Linked DNA regions of Homo sapiens: region 2 is linked to region 1. Evidence: chromatin loops called from intact Hi-C (ENCODE). Cell type or tissue: IMR-90. All regions are shown on one strand. Links, peaks and the distances in the headings refer to the core of each region. The heading gives the core; the rest is flanking DNA. Region 1 overlaps PRKAG2 (protein kinase AMP-activated non-catalytic subunit gamma 2). Region 2 overlaps PRKAG2 (protein kinase AMP-activated non-catalytic subunit gamma 2).

Region 1 (5,375 bases), core at 237-5,236:
GCATACATGAAGACGTTAACAGGGTATGCTGGATGCTGAAAGATGAAATGAGGATCTCGTCAAGGGCTCCCTATTATGTAGGATATTTAGAGGTGTAATGTCTTACTGCTGGGACTTTTGTCCCTGCTAAATAAGTGTGAGATTCTGCTTGATATTCAATTTTCCTGTATTTTGGATGAATAAGCAATTTAAAGTTCAAAAGAAACAAAGCTGCATTTGGACTACCACGCCAACACTGTTCTTTCTTCCAGCTCAGCTCAGCCTCAAAGTCACTGTTTAACATTCTGCCTCCTTAAGAATCTAGAAAAGTTTGACAGGGTTATTCGTGGGATTCGGTGTGCTTTAAAGGAATGACAGCAATATAGATAAAAATAGATGGGTGAAGAGGGGAAATTCCTCTCTTAGACACTTAGGTTTAATACTTTACATTCATTACATTGGCAGACACAATGAAAAGAAAAAAAAGAGTGTATATCTGCTTAGAGAAATGCATAATTAAATTAATAAATCTCAAGTAAGAAGAAGAAAAGGGACAGGACACCAAATCTGTGTTGAGAAGAATCTCTGTGTTGGGTTTCATTAATAAAAATCTTAAAAAGCTCATGAATTCAGTACAATGCTTAATGGCACTTAAGCGATAATAGTAACTAACATTTATGAAGTACTCACTATGGGTTTACACTGTTTTTAAATGCCATGATACGGATTGGCTCATTTAATCCTCAAAACACCTGATATTAGCTCTATTTTAGAAATGAGAAAACCAAGGCACAGAGAGGTTAAGTAACTTGTCCAAGGTCACACAGCTAAATAAGTAGTAGCGATTCCTCTCGAACAGAAGCTGCTCTCTAGTTCTTCTTGCCTCCCTGCTAATTTGCAAAAATTGTAACTGTAAAAGACTCTCATTCTTACTAATATAAGAGACAAAACCCTGGTGATTTAGACATTCAAAGTCTTATGGAACGGGCACACCATTCCACCCTGTGGACAGCGGCCAAGATTTGGCCTGCAATATAATAAAACTGAGGAATAGTGAGATGGGTTCGAATGAAGACCCTGGATTATTTTTCTGTAGGATGAAATGCAAATTAAGTCCGGTAAAATTCTGAAATGCACCATTTGTTACCAATAAATACAGACAAACACTTTTAATGACAATGACTATGAACGCGTTCTCTTCCAGCTAACATGTTTGTGAAATGCTGCAGTGAATCTCAAAGATAACAGGCACCCGGCTAATTCTATTGGGTTAACACGTCCATGCTGGCTGTGCAGGCTTATTTAAGTAATTGCCTGACTGTGAATGAACAGAGGTATTAAAGTAAAGTTGGCACAAGGGACAGCATCCACATGGCACGTTCTTTGTTTCGAGAGCTTTATTCTATCAATACTCCTGGAAAAAAGAGAAGTTGCTAAATAAATAATGGAAGCACACAAGACAGTGTGAACGCCTTTTCAAGTCCTCGAATTGTCAAGCATCTTATATAAAGTTCTTTCCCGACTCTGAGCTCATCACATTTCATTTTACATATTAATTTTGCGTAAGAGCAAGCTCATCCCGTTCAAATGTTAACAGCTTCAAAATAAGATCCTGGTGAAAGCTCGTCACATTCCATTTTAAATATTAATTTTGCCAAAGAACGAGCTCATGCCTTTCAAATGTTAACAGCCTCCAAATAAGATCCAAGTTATTTACCTGTAAGATACAAGAAGAAGACAGGAGAGGGAAAAAAAACAACCAAGTGAGAGGAGAGGCGACAGAAATGACGGAGTGAGAGGGTCGCCTGAACTCAACACCGATTCAATAACCTCTTCAGGTTTTCCTATTTAACTTTCCCCATTAAAAAAGAAGACACACCCTACCGGTCATATCTTCACAGGCGCAGATAAGGGCACCAGTCTATGATTAAAGGGTCTGGACTGTGGGTATGATTCGGGGTTGCCTCCGAGTGCATGGTGACAAGCACAAACAATTAGCGCTCCCTGACACCTTGCTGTAATTCGAGTTCGGCGAGTAAGGACAAAAGGGCCGCCCGTCCGTGTGGATGCCGGGCTCAGGGCTGCGCTCTGGGAGCCTGGCTCGCGTCCCCTCCGCGGACGCCCGGTACCCCGCAGCCCGAGCTCGCCGGCGCCCGCATCCCCGCCCCGGTTCCCGCCCCGGCCCCTGGGCTTCCGCAGGACGCAGCTCGCCGTGGGGCAGCGCCGGAGATGGGGCGCGGGGTCCCCGCGGGTCCCGGTCCTCGGGCGGCCGGGCCGTGGGAGCGCCGGGCCGGCAGCGGGCGGGGCGCACTCACCTTCGTCCTCGAACTCCAGCTTCTCCAGCATGCCGGCTTCCGCGGGTCCCAGGGCCGCCGCCAGCGCCGCCTGAGGGGGAGGAGGAGGACAGCGATCAGCATGAGCTGCGACGCTCGTCCCCGGCCGGCGGGCTCGCGGCCGGCCGAGCGCTGGGGCCTGGCTCTGCCGCGCCGCCGGGAGGAGGGGCCTGGCAGGGGACGCGGGCAGCGGGGGCCGGGGGCGGAGCGGGAGCGCTGCCCCCACCCGCCCGAGGCCGCCGCCGCCGCCGCAGGTGGCGCGGCCGCGGCCCGCGTGCCCCTCCGCGAGTGGGACGCGCCGCTCCCCCCCGCGCCTTGGTACGGCCCGCCCGGGAGGAAGCGTGGGAAGGGACCCGGGAGCTCGAGGGCGGCAGCGCCTGGGCCCGGGGCGCCCCCCTCCGGCCGTGGCCCGCGTCCTCCCCGCCGTGCCGCCATTGGGAGAGGCCCGCGGCCCGCCCCCACTCCGCCCCCCGGCGCCGCTCACCTTCCCAGCACCGGCGGCCGCGCTCGGCAGGCTCCACCTGCGCAGGTGTGGGCTCCGCGGCGCGGGGAGGGGGAGAGGGGCTGGAGGCTGCAGAACGCCCCGGGGCGCCAGCTAGGGGATCCTTTCTCGCTTTCCTCTTCCCTTTCCAAATTTTAGATGTAACTGCCCATCCTCGGCCCCCTTAACAAAAATCGTTCCGTGGGCTACACGTATTGTAGATGCACTTTGTCGCTATCCATTTTTTTTTTTCCAGCATGGAACTCTTAATTCGCGTCCTCTCTTCGCAGCCGAGTGTCTTCTCGGTTGGGGAGCCGCTGCCAAAAACGTACACACCCTGAATCTGGCCCTGGCCGCTCAGGAGCTGGGTATCTGAGACTCTACTATGGCCAACTCAGGTTGGCAGGCTGCGCGGCCAGCAGCCGCTAGCCTCCTGGAAGGGCAGGACAGGCCGAGAGGGGACTGAGGTCCCTGGCCCCACGGCCCATCCCTGCAGAGTGCACGGGCGCCGCGAATGCGATTAGCTCCAGTACCGATTAGGGCTGAAAGGAGCTTGGCCCTAGCGCTCTTGCAAGCCGGGCCTGAAAGAGGAAGTCCTGAAAATGCCTCTCGTTTAGCTTTGTCATCTTACTTGCGCCAATCCCTAAGTCTTAAACCTCTTAAAAAAAGAAAAGGGGTGGGGAGAGAAAAAGAAAACAAAACTAAGATGTTTCATGGTAAAAAGCTACAGCAGATACCATACTTCATAGTGAAAGACTGTTTTCCCTATGAAGTTCAGAAACCAGGCCAGGGTGTCTGCTCTCACTAATCCTATTCAACATGGTTCTAGAAGTACTAGGCCCTGCAATAAGGCAAGAAAAGGAAAGAAAACGCATACAGATTGGAAAGGAAGAAAAACACCTGTGTAGATAACATGTTATCTACATACAAAATATCAAAGAATCTACAAAAGAAAGAAAAAACTCACCTGGAATTAGTGAGTTTGGTAAGGTCATAGCATACAAGATCAACACACAAAAATCAATCACATTTCTATAAACTAACAATGAACACATGGAAAAATATATAAAACAATATCACTTAATACAATCACTTCAAAGAAAATTAATACTTAGGCATAAACTCAAGAAACCATGTATAGTAGCTGTATGCTGAAAATCACAAACTGTAGATGAAAGACGAGCTAATAAATGGAGAGACAGTCCTGAGCTGGAAGCCCCAACATAGTAAAAATGACAATTCTCCCCCAGATTAATCTTTTGGTTTAATGCAATTGCTACCAAATTAGGGTTTTTTTTAAAGACATAAATAAGCTTATTCTAAAATTTATATGGAAAGGTGCAAGCTCTAGAATTCTATTTATTTATTTATTATTTTTTTGAGACGGAGTCTCGCTCTGTCACCCAGGCTGGAGTGCAGTGGCGCAACCTCGGCTCACTGCAAGCTCTGCTTCCTGGGTTCACGCCATTCTCCTGCCTCAGCCTCCCAAGTAGCTGGGACTACAGTAGAATTCTTTAATCTTGAAGTCGCTTAATATTAAAGCAAACTATATAGATACAGCAATCAAGACAATGGTATTGGCAGAAGAATGGATATAATAATCAATAGAAATAAATAGAAAACCCAGAAATAGACCCATGCAAACATGGCAAACCAATTTTTGATGGAGGTGTAAAAGCAATAGAACTGGAGTAATTGGATATCAAAAGGTAAAAAGACAAAAACAAACCCCAACCTAAGCCTTGCGTTTTACACAAAAATTAGCTCACATTGGATCGTGAACTTAAAACTATGAAACTTTTTGGAGAAAATATTTGGGAACTGGGGCAAGGCAAAAGTTAGACTTGACACCAAAAACACAGTCCATAAAAGGAAAAACATAAATGGACCTCATTAAAATTAAGAATTTTTGCTCTGCGAAAGACCCTGTTAAGAGGATGAAAAGAAAAGCTACACAGTAGGAGAAAATACTTGCAAATCACATAGCCAACAAATTACTAGCACACTGCCTATAGGGTTAGCCCTGCTCTCCAAGGAATAGCAAAAATAAAATAAAATAAAAATGTCTGGAATACATAAACACTACCAATATTAAACAGAAAATGGAGAAAATAATCCAATTAGAACATAGGCAAATGACACAGAGCTGTTTCACCAAGAAAGATATACAGATGGCAAATTAGTGCATGAAAAGATGTTCAAAGTCATTAGCCATTATATAAATGCGAATTAAAACCACAATGAGATACTACTACACAACTGTTAAAATGGCTAAAATCACAATAGTAACAACATCAAATGCTGGTAAGGATGTAGAGAGACAGACAGGATTACTTCTACACTGCTGGTGGGAATGCAAAATGGAACCACTGTTTTTTTTTTTTTTTTTCTTTTTTTTTTGAGACAGGGTCTCCCTCTGTGGCCCAGGCTGGAGCGCAGTGGACCTATCTCAACTCACTGCAACCTCTACCTCCCAGGTTCAGGCAATTTTCCTGTCTCAGCCTCCTGAGTAGCTAGGATTACAGGCACATGCTACCACAGGTCAGCTAATTTTTGTATTTTTAGTAGAGATGAGGTTTCAC
Region 2 (5,375 bases), core at 225-5,224, 120 kb after region 1:
GAGTGACATGCACACGTAAACACTATTTGCCACTAAAAGTGACAAGGGCTCTTTAGAGCAATGGCTAATTCCAGGGCTGGGGTGAGGAATGTACAAGATCAGCCAGAAAGCCAGGAAGTGCCCACAGCATGATGGGGACAGGGTGGGGATATGATGGGGAAAGTCAAAGGACACAGTGATCCGCCTGGAGAGGCTCCTGCTGGCCACGTCTAGGACAATTTGAGCATCAAAAACTTGATAATGAAGACATGGAATCAACCTAAATGCCCATCAATGACAGACCAGATAAAGAAAATGTAGTACATATGTGCTGCGGAATATTACACAGCCATAAAAAAGAAAGAGATCACGTCTTTTGAGGGAACATGGATGGAGCTGGAGGCGATCATCCTTAGCAAACTAACACAGGAACAGAAAACCAAGTGCTGCATGTTCTCACTTATGAGTGGGGGCTAAATAATAAGAACTTACGAACACAAAGAAAGAAACGACAAACACTGGGGGCTACTTAAGAGGCAGAGGGTGGGAGGAGGGAGAGGAACGGAAAAGATAACTATTGGGTACTGAGCCTAATACATGATGAAATACGTGGGTGATGAAATAATATGTACAACAGACCCCCATGACACATCTTTATCTATGTAACAAACATTCACATGGACCCCCAAACCTAAAATAAAAATTTTTTAAAATATTTGATAATGAGAAATAACATGGCACTGAATAGGATACAAATCCATGAGTCCATAGATACATACACACACAGGGAGAGAAGAAAAACCTGTTCTTTAAAGTAGCATTCCAACCAGTCAATGTAGAATTCATGATAAATTTAGAAAATCGCCTTTTGGTAATTACTATAGTAACAATTCAGGCAAGAAATACATATCAATCCTAAAACTAGCAAGTGAAAGTTTGATGAGAAAGAAGACATTTACACAATCCCAAAGTAGGTCCCCCTGAAGCCCTGACTGGTGACAAGGGGGAAAGTAAGCCCTTTATTAAAGTAGAGAACTTTATGGTGGCAGACGCCCCCTTCACCAAGTGACCGGCGTCCACTTCACCGGAAAGGTGTCGCGGCCGCATCGGGTGACCCTGCTGGGATGCAGAAGCCCAGGGCAGCCCACGGATGGGTGGGTGCCCACCTGAGGGCGGAGGCTGGCTCTGATGGTGAGGAAATGTCGAAGGGCAGGTGACACAAGAACTGGCCGTTGTCCTCCTGAAAAGTGCTCAGGTCGTGACAGATGAGACAGGACTGAGGAGCTGTTCCAGATGAAGAGACTGAAGAGAAAGGACAACGAAACAAAACGCGTGGCTGGAGGTCTCCTCTTCCAAGAAATGACGCCCCTGAGACAAGGCACAAAATGTGAATGAAGCCTGCAGCTTAGCTGATAGCATGATATTTGTGCTGATTTCCTGATTTTGACAATTATACTGTGGTTAGGAGAATGACCCTGTTTTTATGAAACATCCACTGAAATATTTAGGGGTAAAGGGATATGATGTCTGCAAATTCCTCTCAGGGGTTCAGAATTCATATAAACACACAGTGAGAGATCGTGAGAAATGAGATATGGGCAGATCTGGTGAAATGCTAACATCGGGCAATCTGGGTGAAAAGGATATGAGAACTCTTTGTATTATTTTTGTGACTTTATGTTTGAAATTGTCAAAATAAAATGTTATTTATTATTTAATAATTGTTTTTTTAGAGACAGAGTCTCACCATGTTGCTCAGGCTGGTCTCGAACTCCTGGGCTCAAGTGATCCACTACCTTGGCCTCCCAAAGTGCTGGAATTACAAGCGTGAGCCACCTCGCCCAGCCCTAAAGTGTTATTTTAAAAAAGGAATTAAGAAATACAGGCTGAGCAGTGGCTTGTGCCTATGATCCCAGCACTTTGGGAGGTCAAGGCAGGAGGATCGCTTAAGCCCAGGTGTTTGAGACCAGCCTGGGCAACATGGCAAAACCCCATCTCTACAAAATATTTAAAAATTAGCCGGGCATGATGGTGCACACCTGTAGTCGCAGCTACTCAGGAGGTTGGGGTAGGAGAATCGCTTGAGTTGCAGTGAACTGTGATCGCACCACTGCACTCCAGCCTGAGAGGCAGAGCAAGACCGCATCTCGAAAAAAAGAAAAAGAGCTACAGTGGGCCTGTGTGTTAAGTAAGAGCATGTGTTAGTGCTGCCTTTTACTGTCTCCGAAGGTGGGAGCATCACCAAAGCAGGCCCTGAGAGAACTAGAGGACTCTAACTCGCTGAGGGCAAGGAGATTCTTCCGGGAATTTTTCGTTGGCTTCTCCCAAATAATAACAGCCTGGACACAGGATGTGCAGGCCAGCCCTGGCTGGGGACGTCTTCCAGGCTGGCGCCAGAGGGCGCTGTCCCCAGGGACCACACGGGATGCCAGGCCACATAACTCTGCAATGTGTTGGCTGAACTTTTCAGGAAACTTGGATGCCGCACATACTTTTCCTTTCTTTGTGGGCAGGCAAGATGAGTCACGTTTTTCTGGAGTCTGCTCAGCCCCAGTATTCAGACCTCATCAGCTGCCCTGGTCCGGAAGGCTCCAGCTGTGGCCAGTGAGCGGGGGGCCCAGGGTGCCCGCGTTGGCTGGGCCAGCACTGGGGCTTAGGGGCAGACTTGGGCAAGCCAGAGTCAATCTTTTTTGTCGGGTACAGGGTAAAGCTCACAGTAATTCTGGATCATGGCAACATCTGGGGACAGACCCAGGGCCCTTTGTACAACTCACAGGGCACAGCCCTGAGGGAGGCTGGGCTTTGGCTTCATATAGTCCCTGTTCTCCCGCCCACCCAACCCCCTCCGCCGCACCTGACTCCCCACCACCTCTCCAGGCCCTAACTTCGAGTACCTCACTCTCCAGCACTTCGAGCTGCACCTCACTCCCCAGCACTTCTCCAGGCCCTACCTTCGCGGTCCCCTCAGTTCCCCTGCCTCCCTTCCTTCCGAAGGCCACTGTGGTATTGGAAAGTTGGAGCAGCGACCTGAAGGAAGGGACCCCACCTGTGTCTATCTGCAGGAAGGGTCGCTGCAGGCTCTCTGAGAGGCAGGCTCTGGGATGGAAATGAGCATGTTGGATGTACATCAGGGAGTGCTCTTGGGCCTGACAAAGGGGCGATGGAGACCCCGTGAAGCCCCGACAGAGAGTTCTGAAGCCCGGATGCCCCTTCAGAGCTGTCCTGAGCGGGGGTCGGGGGCTGGTCCTTTATGTACATCGGCCGGTTATTGGGCGTAGGCCGGCTCTGGGAGGGGCTGAAGGCTGGCGAGGTGGTGCTCCTTAGCTGAGGGCCATCTGTCTGTCACACCCACAGCTGGGAGTGAGTTCCTCATTCTTGAAGGAATCGGGAATCTGGGAGGCACGGCACAGCACAGCCTCAAGGGTGTTCTGGCTCCAGGGTGTTTTCTAGCAGAGGGCCTAGGGGACATGCTCAGCATCTCAGGGTGTTTCAGGCAGAGGGCCTAGGGGACATGAGCCTGAGCAGAGGAAGACAGGGGGTGGGTGTGCACAAGACACAGTCAGAGCCAGCCCAGGGTGACCTCAGAGGACCTCAGAGGCCATGTGTGGTGGGGCTTGGAGTTTTCATTTAAATGTGCTGGGGCGGCGTCAAGGGGTTGAACAGGGGATGACATGATGGGATTTATGTTTTAAAAACAGGAGTTGGCAAATTACTACCCAATGGCCCAATCCTGCTGGCCACCTGCTTTTATAAATACTTATTGGAACACAGCTGCACCATTAGTTTATACTTTGTCTATGGCTTCGTAGTTGCAAAAGAGACCACGTGGCCTTCGAAGTCTAAGACATTTACCATCTGGCTTTTTACAGGAAACATTTGTCAACTGCTGTTTGAAGAGACTCCTCTCCTTGCTGGGCAGAGTCATTTCCAAGGCAGCAAGGGGACTCTCACGGGGGCCACGGCCCCTCACGAGCCTTCCCAGTTTCACCCCGGTGCCTAAAGCAACTCACTTTAGCAGTTGCTCGTGTTCTTTGGTATTAATGATATAAATCACCTGTGCACACCATGAGGTTCCTCCAGGAGGCTGCGGGGCCCTCCCAGGTGGAAGTGGAGAAAAGTCCTCAGTGTCTCTACCTGTGCGCAAACACAAATACTTCCACTGCCCTCTCCCGCCTCCTCTCCCATCCCCCATTGGTCTCCTCCTCTTCTCAGGCCTCTCCCCCTGGACCACCAGTGATGCCGGCAGCCACAGGTCCCTCTGCCCCCAAAGCAGGTCTCGCCTCTGCACCATCGGTACAGTCCCACAGGCCCCTGTGGCCTCCCTGAAAGTGAGGAGTAAAATGACTCACGTACAGGTCATGTGAGCAATGCCCCAGGAACACACACCACACACGTGACTGCAACGAAGGAAGTGTGGGTTCCTTTTAACGTAGGAGCCACCAGAGCTTCCCCAGGAACCTCTCTGCCTCTGAGGCACCAAAGGTTTCCTGTCCTTGCAATGCTGGGAGGGACCCTAGATGGATTTGTGGGTGCATCTCGGGCACCCCGCTCAGCACATGGCTCAGGCACACGCAACGACTCAGTGGTGCCTCCAGGCGAGCGGGTACCTGCGCTGCTCTCATGCTCAATCCTCACCCCTACTCTGCCTGGATGCAGGGGCTGACCTCTGACCCCTGCTGCCATGTGTCCAGGCTCCCGCTGGGCAGGAGACAGGGAGACACCTTGGGCAACATCTGACCATAGCTACAGCCCCTTTGGCTCCCGTTCCTGCCAGACAGACCAACTGCAGCTCCTGGTTCCAGCCCCGCCAGGGCTCCCAGCGCCGCCCTCTTCCCTTCTCCCACCTGGGGTGGGAAAGGATTTTCCTTACTCATCGGTGGGTCGCTTCCCAAACTCTAGTCTGGCGTCTCAGCTCTTTCCTCACCTTTATAACCACGCAGCCACATAATCAGAACTGTGACGTCCGTGTATTAAACTCCATCTGCTTTTAGTACGGAGAGTAACCCTCTTCCAGGTAGGACCCGGGCTGACAGCTGAGCTAGGGCCATCTGCAGGAGACGATTCAGACGGGGTCAGCGCTGCGATTCGGGGGAGTAACCAGCGGTGAGCTTCAGGCCTAAATGCTGGAGTCCTAAAATTACTCGAGTCTGACCCCCCGGTTTTTGGTCTTGCTCTATATTTAGGGACAATGGCCCTATTGATGCTCACTCGCTGAACCACTGCCTGGCGTTTGTTCTGCGGGGCAAGCTGGAGTGGGGTGCTCCTCAGCCCCGGGAGCCCTTGGGATGGAAATGCAAGACTCAGAGGCTCTAAATTAAAGTCTTAAAAGCTTGGGCTCATTCCTCCACACAAAGCACAAAACCTTTGGCATTTTATGGGAAAACAGACTTTTATTT

What was found. Hi-C counts contacts between places; a loop is a spot of excess contacts. Peaks named below come from ENCODE experiments on the same cell type or tissue, not always from the same donor. Only the 100,000 strongest peaks of a DNase experiment are listed, where the experiment ranks them.
Region 2: it touches region 1 in a loop (4-fold over the local background); 70 of 110 quality-filtered maps call a loop at or near these places.

What each region holds. Positions count from the first base shown.
Region 1 is chr7:151,629,775-151,635,149 of GRCh38, forward strand. It overlaps PRKAG2 (protein kinase AMP-activated non-catalytic subunit gamma 2), which reads right to left. Exons shown (of 16, transcript NM_016203.4): 5 at 2,295-2,364. Among named protein-coding and RNA genes, the nearest start is that of RHEB, 110 kb to the left of the region's middle. RefSeq lists silencers at 1,819-1,918, 2,069-2,938 and an enhancer at 3,309-3,658. In IMR-90, for the core only: a CTCF peak has its summit at 2,708 (motif pointing left); DNase peaks (open chromatin) are centred at 2,407 and 2,517; H3K4me3 peaks cover 1,908 bases; H3K27ac peaks cover 882 bases.
Region 2 is chr7:151,751,891-151,757,265 of GRCh38, forward strand. The region is part of intron 3 of PRKAG2 (protein kinase AMP-activated non-catalytic subunit gamma 2); the gene reads right to left. Among named protein-coding and RNA genes, the nearest start is that of PRKAG2-AS2, 52 kb to the right of the region's middle. RefSeq lists enhancers at 653-1,436, 1,057-4,737, 3,003-3,784, 4,973-5,375. In IMR-90, for the core only: a CTCF peak has its summit at 2,382 (motif pointing right); DNase peaks (open chromatin) are centred at 1,501, 2,451, 3,781 and 4,351; H3K27ac peaks cover 3,353 bases.